Regions from separate parts of the Homo sapiens genome. Here region 2 is linked to region 1. Evidence: chromatin loops called from intact Hi-C (ENCODE). Cell type or tissue: PC-3. All regions are shown on one strand.

Evidence for each region. Hi-C counts contacts between places; a loop is a spot of excess contacts. Peaks named below come from ENCODE experiments on the same cell type or tissue, not always from the same donor. Only the 100,000 strongest peaks of a DNase experiment are listed, where the experiment ranks them.
Region 2: a loop joins it to region 1, with 4 times the contacts of the local background. A loop is called at or near these places in 3 of 110 quality-filtered maps.

What each region holds. Positions count from the first base shown.
Region 1 is chr1:168,226,951-168,234,950 of GRCh38, forward strand. It overlaps SFT2D2 (SFT2 domain containing 2), which reads left to right. Exons shown (of 8, transcript NM_199344.3): 2 at 4,564-4,650; 3 at 4,884-4,969. Among named protein-coding and RNA genes, the nearest start is that of SFT2D2, 4.9 kb to the left of the region's middle. RefSeq lists enhancers at 11-90, 211-260. In PC-3, no CTCF peak of the experiment used is centred here; DNase peaks (open chromatin) are centred at 3,151 and 3,991; H3K4me3 peaks cover 1,607 bases; H3K27ac peaks cover 1,269 bases.
Region 2 is chr1:168,284,481-168,292,480 of GRCh38, forward strand. It overlaps TBX19 (T-box transcription factor 19), which reads left to right. Exons shown (of 8, transcript NM_005149.3): 2 at 6,680-6,944. Among named protein-coding and RNA genes, the nearest start is that of TBX19, 7.6 kb to the left of the region's middle. RefSeq lists enhancers at 705-1,206, 6,331-6,902. In PC-3, no CTCF peak of the experiment used is centred here; DNase peaks (open chromatin) are centred at 471, 1,091, 2,861 and 4,111; H3K27ac peaks cover 3,236 bases.

The DNA of each region.
Region 1 (8,000 bases):
CTGGGATTACAGACACCCGCCATCAAACCCGGCTAATTTTTGTATTTTTACTAGAGACGAGGTTTCACCATCTTGGCCGGGCTGGTCTCGAACTCCTGACCTCAAGTGATCCGCCCACCTCTGCCTCCCAAAGTGCTGGGATTACAGGCATGAGCCACCGCGCCCGGCCTATTAGAAAAGTTTTGATCGTGCTGAAACCTGGCCACTAATGTCCTATGTTGTAGAACCACACAGAATGCTGCATTTCTATTTAGGGTGCTTTTAGCTTTTGTTTTCCTTTTTGGATGACAAAATAACGTTTCTCTTCGCTTTTTGGTGTATTCTTTAGCCTCCGTTCCCCATCTGTGAAATGAGGATGTTAAGATGATATGGCCAACTGGAAACTAATCAGTGTTTCTTCTGGTTTCTCAGCAAGTTCTTCTTTCTCAGCAAGCTGCTTTCACCCACGTTTGTGGTTGCTGATTTTATTCGGTTTTGTTTTGTGTGATACTGGGACTTAGCATGACATCTCCGAATGTAAGATTGCTCTCTGAATCTTCACCTTGAGGGAGTAATTCTATGGGATCGAATGTTGGAGTCACTGAAATTTAACTTTTTGATATTTCAAAACAAGTTGGTGGGTTCTTTTTAATTTGTTGCCTTTATTAATTGGTCAAGGCTCAGAGTAATTTCACGGGTTTTTTTTTCTTGATTTCTAGCCTCTATTATGAATCTCAAGTGGAACCTCAGACCGGGCCTAAGAAAGGTCTGACTCATAGGTAGCTGACCCTCGTTATTTAAAGCTTTATTTCCATAGACTGTCAACAAGCCTTTATGAACAATTGGTGCTTAAGAGGCAGACACTTTCTCTCCCTGCAGACTCTTGAGGGGTGGAGTGTTGACAGTGGGATGATGCAGATATTATTGTCTCGAAAATCATCACGAAGCAGTGGGCTGACCCTCAACAGTGGACGACTAGTAAAGTTTGCAAACATAAATGCTGAGCTTGTTTTTAACCTAAAATGGTGAACGTCTGTGTTGGATACTGTGAGAAGGGCTTTAATGTGTTATGCTGAGGCATCTGTTGGATCTAATTTAAAAAGAATAGGTGCTTCGTTCTTGTTTTAAAATACTTTGGTCAGTTGGTCAGTTTCCTCTTTCTGAGTGAGATTTCTGTTTATAACATCATTGTATGGCACTTCCAGAGTCTTGAATTCCTAGGAAATGTTTTGTTGCCGACTAACTTCATCTTGCAGGCTGTTTCAGCTTAGTGTTTACTGATTAGGTCAGAGCCTCCTTTAAAATATTGGTACTGATTTGATTGTCTCATATTTTTCATGGTTTGGGGGCTGGTAGAACTGGAGGATTCTGTGGGGAAATTGCTATTTTGTGTGGTAAGTTGAATTAGGCGCTCTTAAAATCTCTTTAAGAGGTCACTAGAAGAGAGTGCTTTTTAAAACCTTTATTCCTTTAATGCAAACCATAAAGGTGTGACTAGTTCTATTTCTCCTACCTCTCCTAGGTAGTTATAAAATTTGCATGGCAGTATCTAATTATAGCCTCACGTTGAATTTTGTGATTGATACCTCATCTTCATAAATACACCTTAAGTCTTTAGTTTCAATGGACTTCTTTCTGAAAGTATAGGTTTTATGTTTTTTATAAAGGATTCTGGGGACAAGAAAGGTATGAATAGTATCTAATTTTAAAGTGTGGAAATGAAGCAGTATTTCTTTCTTACCTTCTTCTGGTTACCAATCCTGTTTTTCTGAACAATTCTTAGTATTATTCTTGGCAAGAGCCCCTCTTCTCTCCACATCACAGAGTGAAAGGGACCTTTGTGAATAACTGCCAGTCAGACTGCCTGTGAGCGCATTGCCTACAAATTCCATCCAGGTACCATTTTAGCTACTCTAATTTCCAAAAACAATATGCTAGCACAGCTTCCAGCAGTCATGAATTTACAGACATTTTATGAGTTTGTTTTCATAATTTGGCAAAAAGAAGTGTTTTGCTTTCACTGAGTCCAGTTATGAGAAGTGGAACAACAGCTTCCTCCTTCCCTGACCAAGTGTGAATGTAAAAGAACTTGCAACCACATGTAATGGAAAAATACAGTGGTGAAATATGCCCCCCACCCCTTCCATTTTGGCAAACAGAGTAACATTTGGATGGATTCAGCTTGAGAGACTTGGATATGGAGTGTCACTTTCCTTTCTGAAGGTAGAAACCAGAAACACATTCTTGGCTGAACTGCTTCCTATTGTGGTTATTTTGATTTGTGTGAGGGCTGGAATCTCACTGAGACTGAGCGGAGTCTCGCTCTGTCGCCCAGGCTGGAGTGCAGTGGCTCGATCTCGGCTCACTGCAGGCTCCGCCTCCCGGGTTCAGGCCATTCTCTGGAATCTCACTGTTCTGTTGAGGTTATTTAGCAATCTAGATGTCAAAGCCAATTCAAATTTCATTCTTAACCTTATGGTTTATCCTCTTCAAATAGAAAGGTTGAATCTTTTAAAATTATCCGTGTTGATGCCATGTGGTGCTCAGGGAACCATCCAGTCCAATCTTACTACCACTTTTTTCTTGCTGCTGACAAGCCAGTCCAATCCTACTACCATGCTTCTTCCTGTGAACAAGCCAGGCCAATCCTACTACCGTTCTTCTTCCTACAGACAAGCCATGCCAATCCCACTACCACTCTTCTTCCTACGAACAAGCCAGGCCAATCCTACTACCGCTCTTTTCTTCCCACCTGCAGCTAGTTCTTTTCGCACCTTGGCAAGGTAAGTTCTTTGGTTTTTGCATGACTAGGAAGAGTGGTAGCTTCTCATTTTATTCTGTCCTTGGCGAGAGCTTAAATGCTTTAGTCCGAAGTAGCCTGACTAGATTGTCTGGGGCCTTGTAAAGCCTGCTACCAGAGCATCATCACATGGCTCATTTTGGAGTCCAAGGGGGTTTGGGAAACCAGACTCCTCCAGGAGAGGTTTACCTCAGCGTAAAACCAGGTGGCTCATCTGTCAGATCTTAACACTGGGCCCCTGCTGTCTGTTATCATCCCTAATTTGTGCCTTCTGTGCAGGGTCATGAGCCCAGTTCCATATATATGAATGTATAACCTGACCTAAATACCTTTCTCCTGAGTGGAGAGTAAGGTAGTCTTTGGCAATACGTGCCACACCTGAGGGGAGCCTCTCATCCTTCTTTTCAAGCTTCTGGTTTGACGGGAACTCTGGAGACAGGGTTGAAAACAGATCCCTGAGCTGGGGGTAGTCAAGGCTGACGGAGTTGCCAGTCTAATGACTCTTGACTTTCTGCCACTACCTACCTTCTTCCATCAGCTGGGTGGAAATATAGTAGGAAACTTTGACCACATTGCTAGATGGAGACTATGCTGGCCATACAAGGTGAGCCCTGTGTGAATATACATGGCCTAGCTGCCCTGTGTGGTGTTGGTCTCTTACGGCAGCTGTCTTTGTCCAGCTTGGAACAACTGTTCCCACTTGCATCAGGTGGACAGACTGGTAGGGTCACCAGTGCAAAAACTTTGATGTCATTTTTTTCCGAGACAGAGTTACACTCTTGTTGCCCAGGCTGGAGTACAATGTATGATCTCGGCTCACTGCAACCTCCACCTCCCAGGTTCAAGCAATTCTCCTGCCTCAGCCTTCCAAGTAGCAGGGATTACAGGCATGCACCACCACACCTGGCTAATTTTTTGTATTTTTAGTAGAGACAAGGTTTCGCCATGTTGGTCAGGCTGGTCTCGAACTCCTGACCTCAGGTGATGCGCCCACCTTGGTCTCCCAAGGTGCTGGGATTACAGGCATGAGCCACTGTGCCTGGCTGTTGTCATTTTTGACATGGGAAAAGAACCACTGGGAGCTACTCACAGGCTCTCCTGTTTCAGTAGTGTTTTTGGAACTCCTGGCTTCCCCTGAACTTTGCTCCAGGGAGGGATTAATCATGATGGCAAAGACTCAGGATGTAACAGGACAGTAATTAATTAACCAGGATCTGTCTCCCACTTGGATGAGTTGGCTGATGCCAGCATCCTGTAAGTACAATATCTGAACCAAGAGTGAATAATGTGGGTGAGAGTTGATGTAGGAGACGATGACCAGTGGAGCAGCTGCTTGAGTGCCGTCCCCTCATCTTTTCCTTATTTCCTGGGACCCTGCCTGGTGGAGGATCCCAGGTGGACTTGTGAGTCCCTGGTGGACGCATGCCTTTCCAGGTGTGGTCTTCATCCTGCCTGGGTTGTAGGAAGGCTCTGGGCTACTCTAGGATTGGCTGTCTTGCCTTCCTGTTCTTGAAATGGGTTGTGCTTGAGGCAAGGAGTTTCTACCTCTGAAGATGTTCAGCTGGAGGCACAGCTGTCAGCTGCTAGAGAGGAGATTCATGTCTGCATAATAACTTTACAGCTCTGATAAAGTCTGGATTTGATGACTTACATCGCCTGAGTGTGTAGGATTCTGTGCTCCTTGCCTTCCCTAATACAACTTAACACTTTCTAGATTTAGTTATGTGCTTGCTTTGTTTTTAGTAAATGTGTGTGTATATGTATTTTTTTTTTTTCAATTTTAGGTTGTTGAGGCATCTTCATTAAGCTGGAGTACCAGGATAAAAGGCTTCATTGCGTGTTTTGCTATAGGAATTCTCTGCTCACTGCTGGTAAGATTTCCCTTCCTCCTCTGTCTTTTCCTTCTACCTGTCTTTGCTATATATTCCCCCTTTTGTCCACCTCCTTTCCCCTTTTGCCCTTCACTAAAATGCATGGATGAGAGGAGAGGGGAATAAGGGAGGTGGGGAGGGAAACGGACTCCTCAGGGCTTCCTCTGGGAGCTCTGCTTGTGTGGCCGGGTGGGAGGGTTGCTCATGTGCAAACACTGTACTTTAAATTCCAGGGTACTGTTCTGCTGTGGGTGCCCAGGAAGGGACTACACCTCTTCGCAGTGTTTTATACCTTTGGTAATATCGCATCAATTGGGAGGTAACTGTTTTTTAAAAATCCAATTTTAGCCAATCATTAGATGGGAAAATGGATGTTGGTTGCCCTTGAGGGAGGTGAAAGAGGAGGCTCCAGTAGTTGTAAGGAATTTGGAGAGAAGTAGTTAGAATATCTCACATTCATATCTTATTATTTGAAAACATTTTATATCTTAGTTTGAAACACCTGGGAGAAAGCAGCAAATGTTTTGCCATCGTGATTTTACATGTACAGAAACTGCGACACAAAGCAGTTCAGTGATTTCTCCAGGGTTTACAACCCAGTCCTCCTGCTTGCTGTATTCTTACTGCTGTCAGAGATTGAGTTGATGGTTTTCAAAGGGCTCATCACTCCAGTGGCCATAAGGGAAACTGGTTTTTATTTAGTGTCAGACCTTCCCAGACCTGAGTAGCAGCTCATGTGGGCAGGGCATCTGAGCGCTTCCTGGAGGTGGGCAGCCCATTCTGCATGTTGTGGATGCACACATTTTCCAGGTCAAGCTCATTCACACTGATGCTTCAGTCACACTGGTGCCAACAACTCCACCCTCTCCAACTGGGAGCACTGGCCTGGCCTCTACCTGAATGACCTGCAGGAACCTGAGCTCAGTCATCTTGTTTCCCCCTTTTCCCTTCCCTTGTGTCTCTGTAAATGGCTTCAGAGTCCTGGGGGTCCAAGTCTCCCCTCCATGATTCCTCACCAGGGCTTGATGTAACCCTGTCTTACTGGCTCCTTCCTCTTTGTCCCCATGGCTGTTTGTGCTTCACTGACTGACTTGCATGCTCAATGGGTAAGCATTGATCACACTCTGTGCTGGGCTCAGAGGATACAAAGACAAGTCCAGTTTGGTCCCTGCCAGGCAGACAGACATATAACTCATGATATAACAAGATATGGAAAGAAATTCTCAAGGAGGGGCAGCCGACACGACCTGAGTCAGGGAGGGCTTCCTAGAGAAGGTGATATCTGAGCTGGCCTTAGCTTTGGCCTGTTATCACCCTTACCTGAGCAAGATGCATCTGCTTGGTCTCTCTGTCTCCTCCATTGCCCCTCTCAAGGCCATTTTCCACTGAGCTGTAGAGCCATTCGTTTATAGCCCTGCTTAGCCCCCTCAAGTGGCCCCCTGTTTTGTCTGTACAAATGAAGTCCAAATTCCTCAGCACGCATACAGTCAAGCGTCTTTGAGATCTGGCTTCACCGTTGTCCCATTCCCTATCCAGTGTGCTTCCCAGCCAGGCTGAACTTCTTGCATTTCCCAAAATGCCGTTGTGCCCTTGTTTGGTTGTTTTCTGTGCCTGGAATGCTGCCCTATCTGTACCTCCCCTGGTTTGGTAGATACTTGCTCATTTGTTAAGACCTGGCTCAAAAGCTACCTCTTCTATGAAGCTTTTCCTGATTACCTCCTCCTCTCCAGAATTGATGACCTCTTCCTTTGGACTCTCAGTATCACATCTATATTTATGTGCCAGTGCAGGTAGCATTTTATTACACTGACTTGTTAGATCTGTAAGCCACTTGATAAGGGCTGCACGTGTATCTTGTCCCCAGTTGTACCCAAACTTAGCTCTGTGTCTGGCTGGAAATGGGGGATGTTAATTAAATGATTGATTGCATGATTCTGGCTACCTGTGTAAAGCTTAATTTATTAGTGCTTATGACAGTAAAATGCTGACCCTTAGAGATGTCTCTTGTTGCCTGTAAAGCTTTCTCCAATACTAACTTTGGGTGGGGGGGTGTTTTGGGCAGACAGTGTAAGTTACATTGTATAGTCTAGACTGAGCATAAATATATGGGTGTGTTGCTTAGTCTAGAAGAGCTCTTTAGCAAATCCCTATGGGCTGGATTCTTCATAGACTGTGTAGGGAAATAATAAAGGGAGCAAATTGTTATTTTCAGGGTATTTGGGAGTTTGTGTCTTTGCCTGTAGTCTGTTATGGTTTTGTGTATATGCTATGTTTAATTTTTAGGACCAGCCTTGACTGTTGCTTCTTATTCGGTGTAGGTTAAAGAAGTGTTCTCTTAGTTGGGACACTTGAGAGTGAAGCCTTGCAACTTAATGGCACTTCAAAGAGAGGAAGACTTATTGGCCGGGTGTGGTGGCTCATGCCAAGTTGATGTGTTAGACATGACAGTCTGCTTCATTTGTGATTACTCTTGCTAGCCATCTCTCAAGTTCATTCATACAGAAAGCATGCTGGGGGCCAGGCGCAGTGGCTCACGCCTATAATTCCAGCACTTTGGGAGGCCGAGTTGGGCGGATCACGAGGTCAAGAGATCGAGACCATCCTGGCCAACATGGTGAAACTGTCTCTACTAAAAATACAAAAATTAGCTGGGTGTGGTGGCGTGTGCCTGTAGTCCCAGCTACTTGGGAGGCTGAGGCAGGAGAATCACTTGAACCCAGGAGGTGGAGGTTGCAATGAGCCGAGATTGCATCACTGCACTCCAGCCTGGCGACAGAGTGAGACTCCATGTCAAAAAAAAAAAAACAAACAAAAAAAACCCAGCATGCTGGGTCTGTCTTTTTAGAGCTTTGGAATCCAATAGCTATAGAGTCAAATGGTAGCTGTGTGATTTTCTCGTCTCTAAAATAAGTGTAATACATAACTCACAAAGTTGTTGAGGAGAAGAAATGAGGTAATATATGTAATATCTGGCATTTAGCAAACATTCAACAAATAACCCATGATGATATCATCATCATTAGAATTATTCCCTGAAGATTATGAAAGAAAATGAAATGCTCTACTTTTTAACATAAGCTACCTAAGCCTGTAAGGTATGGTTTTTCTTTAAACTTCCTGAGCCTTGTTTGTTTCCATGAGTAGTTATTGTCAGGGAGGCAAGGTAACACCTCTCAAGGAGAAGGCTTATCCAACCTAGTGGTATGATATGATTCTACAGTAACACCCACATGCATTTACAGCCTGGGTCTATCATTCCCTAGTTGGGTGGCCTTGGATAAAGTAACTCTGTGGGCTTTGGTGTGGTAATTGTTCCTACTTTATAGGTTGGTTGTTGATGGATTAAATGA
Region 2 (8,000 bases), 58 kb after region 1:
ACTGGGCAGTATAGGGAGACTTCTTCTCTACAAAAAATTTAAACAACTAGCCAGGAGGCCCAGGTAGGTTGATCACTTGAGCTCAGAAGTTTTAGAACAGCCTGGGCAACATGGAGAAACCCTGTCTCTCCAAAAAATACAAAAAATTAGCTGGGCATGGTGACACCTACCTGTAGTCCCAGCTACTTGGGAGGCTGAGGTGGGAGATCACCTGACCCTGGGGAGGTCAAGGTTGCAGTGATCACACCACTGCACACGAGCCTGGGCAACAGAGTGAGACCGTGTCTCAAAAAAAAAAAAAAAAAAAAAAAAATCAAATCTCTTGCTTTTGTTTTCTTTACTTGTAACATTTTCACCTAAGGGGAAAATGCCATATTTCTTGTCATCATAAAATAAGAGGTGGGAATTACTAAGTTTAAATTTGCCGATTAGTTTCGATGATTCACCAGTGCTTGATGATTAAGGGGTATTGGTGCAGTGCCACTGAGTTGCTGTTCATAGTCTCCAGTAAGGGCAGTACAAGAGAGGAGAAAAGTAAAGTTGCACATCAGGCCAATACATTTCCATGTCCCTACAGCCCATGGGTATTTTTCTCTGAAGTTTAAAATTACAGCTCAAGAAGATCATATGTATTTATGTAATCTGCCTTTAACCAGGCCACCTTGCTTCCCTAATGCTGTTGTTTTTTTCCCTTCGTTTATTTATCTTTAATTGACACCTGTTGCTATTCTTATGCCTGCTCACCTTCACATAAATGTCAGCATCCATGCACCATGTATGTCACACACACACACACACACACACACACACACACACACACCCCTCTAAAAGTTCTGATGAGTATTTGATAAATAGTAGAGTTTTGAGGAGAGATGGAGGAAAGTGTTTACAAGTTTAACTTTTTGAATTTGCTTTTAACTCTCTGCTGTTCCCTCACCTGTAAAATCTGCCTCATCTCTGCCCCTCTTTCTTCTTGCAAACCTCACTTCTCATAGCCTCCTCCAGCAGCACTGACTTCTGGAGATTCCCTGTCAGTGAAATAAAACTGGAAAGCTGGTCTCATAATAAAAGCCCAACAGTTTATGGGCAAAGCCCAACCACCTGTGGTTCTTCAGGTGTGGTTTTCTTGAGGAGTGCTTATTTACCCTGCCACATTTTCCTCTCTTTCTCTCCAAGGAGGCTTTCTCTCCAGGGTGGATTAAGTGAAATTATGCTGTTACTTAGGGACTGATTTACATATTTCTTATCCCTCACACTCTGGGTTTCTCTATGTTAGCTACATCTAGGAAAAAAATGGGGAAAAAAATCACCTTGATTGGAAGTGCAGTTAATTCCTGAAAATAAAGCCTGATCACGAGTGGTAATCACAGATCAATTAGTTACTGGATCCCTAGATAATGCATCCCTGTCATTGTGAGACAAAAGAGGGGAAAGTGGGGTGGGAGGAGGGGAACTTGGCTTGGAGGCAGGGTGAGTTCCATTCCCAGTTACAAGACCTTAGGCAAGTTGACTGACTTTTATTTATTCCTCATTGCCATAATAGGGAATGTATTAAAAAATGTATTAAAATAGGGAATGGATTAAAAAATAGTCATTTCTCAGTTTATTTACGTAGTGATAAAAACAAAAAATAATTATAAAGTTCTTGGCAAATGCAATACTAAAGAAAATAGAGCAATTAATCATTCTACCATTTCCCAGATATGTCCTCCTTCTAAGAGACAAGACACTGTGACTTCTTTGTTTTTATTAACAGCTTTGTGATGATATAATTCACATGCCATACAGCTCATCCATTTGAAGTGTATAGTTCAGTGGTTCTCAGTAATTCGCAGAGTTGTGCATCCATCTCCACAATTAATTTTAGAACATTTTTATTGCTTCAAAAGGAAGCCCTGCGCCCTTAGCAGTCACCTCCTCTGGCAACCACTAATCTACTTTCTGTTTCTATAGAGTTACCTATTTCATATCATGGACATTTGATATCCTGGGAATCATACAATATGTGGTCCTTTGTCAACAACTTCTTTTACTTAGCGTAATGTGGTCAAGGTTCATCAATGTTGTAGCATGTATCAGCACTTCATCTTTTTTATTGACAAATACTCCATTGTATGGATATAACACATTTTATTTATCCTTCATCAGTTCATGGACATTTGCATTTTTCTACATTTTAGCTATTATGCATAATGTTGCTATGTACCTCTGTGTACAAATGTTTGCATGGAGCTATGTTTTCATTTTTCTTGTGTATATACCTAGGAGTGGAATTGCTGGATTATTGAGAAACTGTATATTTAACCAAGTGAGGAACTGCCAGAGTATTTTCCAAAGTGGCTGCATCATTTTACATCCCTGCCAGCAATGTATGAGGATTCCAATTTCTCTACATCTTCACCAATGCTTTTTATTGTCTGCTTTTCATATTGCAGCCATCCTAGTGGCCATGAAGTGGCATCTCACTGTGGTTTGGATTTTGCATTTCTCTGATGGCTGATGAGGTTAAGCATCTTTTGATTGATCATGGCTTCTTTGAAACATCAGGTACAGCTCTGACCATAGCATGAAAGATGGAAAGCCATTACACATTTTCTTATTCTGGAACGAAAAGTCATGCTACACTCTTTATGAGACCTCACATAATATAGTTGAGAGAGTTAAGAGGAGGGCACTCTAACCTATTAGCAGTGAGGATAATAATTGGAATTTTCCCCTTACTTTGCCTCAGCCACTTTGGTCTTCTCTTTTAGTTTCTGAATAGAGTGGGGCTATTTAAATCTAAGGGCCATTGTACTTGCTATTTCCTTTGCCTCTAAGTGCACCTCCTCTAACATTTTGCATGAGTCATTCCTTCTCATTATTTAGGTCTTAGCTCAAATGTCACTTCCTGTTCAGATATGGCTAAAGTAGCTTCTCATCCTTTAGTCTCCTTCTGTGACATCATGCATTTTAGTTCCTTCATGTCACTCTTGCAATTTGAAATGATTTTTTTTTTAATAGAGATGGGGTCTCGCTAAATTGACCAGACTGGTCTCAAACTCTGGGCCTCAAGTGATCCTCCCATCTTGGCCTCTCAAAGTGCTGGGATTATTGGCATGAGCCACCACACCCAGCCCCAAATGATCTTACATGTTAAGAAACAACAAAGATTTATTGACATGTTTGTTGCCTGACTTCTTTGTTAGAATGTAAGCTTCATGAACAAGAAGATACTGGGTCTGCAATTTTTGTCATTGAATTCCCACCTAGAACAGTTCCTGGGATAGAGCAGGCACTAAAAAACCATTTGTCAAATGGGCAAATAAATCTCTAAGTAGGTATTAAGATTTGGGAAAACTTTGAGGGGGACTTTTCCTTTCACTGTGGCTCAACCATGTTAGCTTTGAGAAGCTAATAAGAAAGGAAAAGAGAGTAAAAAAAAAAAAAAGGAGTAGTGAATGAAATGTAATGTGTGCTTTCTGAGTCCCAGTTTCCTCATCTATAAAATTGGCATAATAACCTCCTTGTGGGTGAAGTAAGACTTAAGTTGTATTTCACTTAAGTGAAATATTCACCTACGCAAAGTCCTAGGTGCAGAGTAAAACTCAGTACAGCCATCCCTTGGCATCCGCAGAGGATTGTTTCCAGGCCCCTGCAAATATCAAAATCTGAGGATGCTGAAGTTCCTTATATAAAATGGACTAGAATATTTTGCATATAACCTATGCACATCCTCCCATATACTTAAGTTATTTCTGGATTATTTACAATACGTAATACAATGTTAATGCTATGTAAATAGTTATGCCATATTTTTTTTTTGTATTATTTTTTATTGTTGTATTATTTCTTTTCAAATTTTTCAATTTGCATTTGGTTGAATCTACAGATGCAGACCCTGGGAATGTGGAGGCCTGACTGTACATGATAACTATTATCATTAGAAAAACAATCTTGCGGTTAGGCACTGTGGCTTGCACCTGTAGTCCCAGCACTTTGGGAGGCTGAGGTAGGAGTTGAGCCCAGGAATTTGAAAGCAGCCTGGGCAACACAGTCACACACCTTTAAATAAAAATAAAACAAACAAAAGTGTCTCGCCTTAAGTCATTTCTTAAATCATAAGTCAGAACTTTATGAAACATCCTGACATTTCTTATCATGAAGACACCAGCCATGCTCTCATGCTTGAACAATTGCATCATTACTCTGGCAATTTAGTGCATGAGTAATATATTATATGTTTTATGAGTTTTTGTTCTTACTTTTATGTGTACTATATAGTCTTATTGAGAAAAGTTTTGGTACTTTTTTTTTTTGAGACACAGTCTCACTCTATCACCCAGCCTGGAGTACAGTGGTGTGATAATAGCTCACTACAGCCCCGACCTTCCATGCTCAAGTGATCCTCCTGCTTCAGCCTCCCCAATAGCTGGAACTACAGGTGTGCACCACCATGCCTGGCTAAATTTTGTATTTTTTATGGAGATGGGGTTTTGCCATGTTGCCCAGGCTGGACTTAAACTCCTTTGGTACTTTTTAACTTTAGTATGCAAAATGACAATTATACACATGCCACTCTTGTGTTTTCTTTAAAATAATATAAAAAGTAAACTTTAGTACTTCAGAAGAAACACTGGACCAGAACACAGAGACCATGTCTCCATATACCTCGTATAAACGGGTCTGACTCCTGGCTGTCAGAATAACCCTATATGATCCCTAGAATCATTTCTGATGCCCACTTTTATGATTCTTTGCAAACGGCATTTGTGTTCTCAGGATCCTTCTGTTTTCTACACTTGGCCAATATTATTAACATAATTGAAAACATTAAAATATATCGTAAAAGGGAATCGTTTAATCTGATAGTAGGAGAAAATAAAAGACAATAATCCTTCTATTGAAGAAAGAACAAAAGAAAATGCAACATGAAGATTTTACATCACACAGGCAGCCGCCCTAGAGGAGGTGTATCATTTTAGTTAATGTAAAAGTGCAATCATCTCACTAAGGGACGAGGAGTGTTGAGGTGGATAATGCAGTTCTCAGCGAAGACCTGGATTTGGAATGCATCGTCTGATGCATTTTTCTCCCTAGAAATTTTACTTAATTTATATACTTGTCCTAGCCTCCCATTTAAATTAATTTTCTCTCCTTGAACACACCAACACAGCCTCATAAAGTTGTTGTGAAGAACTCACTGAGTTAGTTCATGCAAAGTGCTTATTCCCATGCCTGGCACCTAGTGAGTGCTCTGTAAGTGTTGGCCGTATTACCATTACACCCAAGCCCTTCGGCTGGCCTGGCCTTGCTTTGGCTCCAAAATCTTACCTTAGGCAGTGACTTTGGAGTTGGAATCACAAAGGACATCAACTCTGCCTCTCTCCTGCCTAGCAGGCAGAAACTACTTCTCTGTGCTGTTTTTCTGGTGATATGAAGTCTAAATAGAGGCCAAGCATGGTGGCTCACACCTGTAATTTCAGCACTTTGGGAGTCTGAGGCAGGTGGATCGCCTGAGGTTGAGAGTTTGAGACCAGCCTGGCCAACATGGTGAAACCCTGTCTCTACTAAAAATCCAAAAATTAGCCAGGCGTGGTGGCACACATCTGTAATCCCAGCTACTCTCCTGGAGGCTGAGGCAGGAGAATCACTTGAACCCAGGAGGCAGAGACTCCATCTGAAAAAAAAAGAAGTCTAAATAGAATAGGGAGTAACTGCTAATGGCCGTGGGGTTTCTTTTCGGGATGATGAAAATGCTCTAGACTTATAAGCCAGCTACTTGGATAGTTTCTCCAAATATTTGTGAGAGTAAACTTGTTGTTATTATTCTAGCATGTAGAAGAAGGATCGATGAATCTAGATCTGCATGTCTCAAAGTGTGTTCTTTGGACACAAATTCTCATAAAATGCTTAGTTAAATGATAATCCCACTGTCACATACATTTAGGGTGTGCACGTCCCCACGCTTTCTTCAAAGAGTCCCATGGTGTACATGGGTATGTTAAAGGCCCTGCCTGAGGCATCCTGGAGGAAAGAACTGGTCTCACTTTGTACAGTTAAGAGTTCCTCTCACTGACTTAACATGTAACCCTGTTCTTGTTTTTTTGAGACAGGGTCTCACTCTGTCACCCAGGCTGGAGTGCAGTGGCACCATCACAGCTCACTGCAGCCTCTAACTCCTGTGCTCAAGCAATCCTCCCACCTCAGCCTCCCGAATAACTGGGATTACCATGCCCAGCTAATTTCTTTTTTTTTTGAGATGGGGGTGTCTCACTATGTTGCCCAGGCTGGCATGTTTTGCTATAAATGCTATTACTATTATTCAGAAATAGTGTTCTTTGTGAGGTTGGGAAGGGCTGGTCAGTGGCATCAGTGTGCCAGTGGGAAATCTTTGAAGAGAGCTTTCTGTGGGGATGTGGCATTTGATACATCTTGGGCTTCAGGTTCCTGTTGTGTCAAATGACTCCATCAGTGGTTTTCAGACTTTAAAACGGAGCATGTTTTAAAGTGAAACCCTAGTATTAAATTCATTTATAAAAAGAAGCTCCAGTAGAATTGGGGTTGTGGACTTGGGCCCTGTTTATTTGGCCTCCTCACAGGGCATTCCGTGGAAGGTCTCAGTATTGAGAGGCCCCTGGACAAGGTGAGAGTTCCTCTAACGTCCCTCCTGTGGCTAAGTTTCTGCCTTTCCTTTTAGACGGATGTTTCCAGTCCTAAAGATTAGTGTCACAGGGTTGGACCCCAATGCCATGTACTCCCTCCTGCTGGACTTTGTCCCTACGGACAGTCACCGCTGGAAGTACGTCAACGGGGAATGGGTGCCCGCTGGCAAGCCAGAGGTCTCCAGCCACAGCTGCGTCTACATTCACCCGGACTCCCCCAACTTTGGGGCCCACTGGATGAAAGCTCCCATCTCCTTCAGCAAAGTGAAGCTGACCAACAAGCTCAATGGAGGCGGGCAGGTACGAATGAGGCGGGCAGGCCTGGCCACCCGCTCCGGCCTCCCCACAACACCAATCAAGAAATATCAAGGGTGCATTTAGGCAATTAGAGGTGTCCTCACCAGCCTCTTCTCCCACAGAAGCCAATTATTCCCGGGAGTCCAAATGTAAACAAGAATAAACAGCTCTTAATTGGTGCTTTCAGTTTTTAATGGACTTCCTGATGTTAAGAGAGTGAGAGAGCAGTGGTTTACTTAATCACCGGGGCCCTTTTCATAGTTTCGTCTTGTGTGCTGTGCTTTTTACCCAGCTCTAGGAGGGAGATGTTTGTGGGTACCAGGGTTTTGTTAGTCCCTCTCCCCTTTTTTAGTATAAGTGGCATGCTGGCAATAGACAAATACCTTCATAAAAAGCTGCTTCTAAATGAAATAATTACTACCTCCACTTGGGCATTATGATAATTATCAATAGAATATTGAATCAGCTTTGGTTTTTCAGGAAAAAAAAATCCAAACAAACCTTCCTTAAACAAGGAAGGTTTTATTTCAGGTCTCCAATTAGAGTAAACAAGCATTTGGGGCTTTTTCCTCTTGTTTTCTGTGTTAGGATTGTGAATACTAGTCTGCTATAGAAGGTTGCTAGTTACTTTCTGTAATGTAGGCAGTTTCTGGGGATTGGAGACACAGATGGGAGTAAAGGGTCTGGATTCTTCTCTTTCCCACCTGCCTGTTTGGCTTTCCCTCAGCCTCCCACCCTGTGCCCATGTGCCCCTTCTCTGATCTCTGTGCTCAGATGGCAGGGACCATAGGAGTTCATGTGTCCAGAGGTAACACTACCCGAGTCTGTGATACTCAGAAGCTTCCAGTTCCTTATTAAAACGGGAAATTGAACAGTAAATTGTTACTGCCTACCAGATTTCACAGCAGGAGACTGTCATTACACCTTTCATTTGACTCAGAGAGAGTGTAGCCATCAGATGCCAGATTTTGCCATTCTTTAGTCACTTGGAAAATGCACCCATTGTCAGCATTTTGAGTTATTAGGATTCCTCAAATGAAAAAAAGGCAAACAATATAT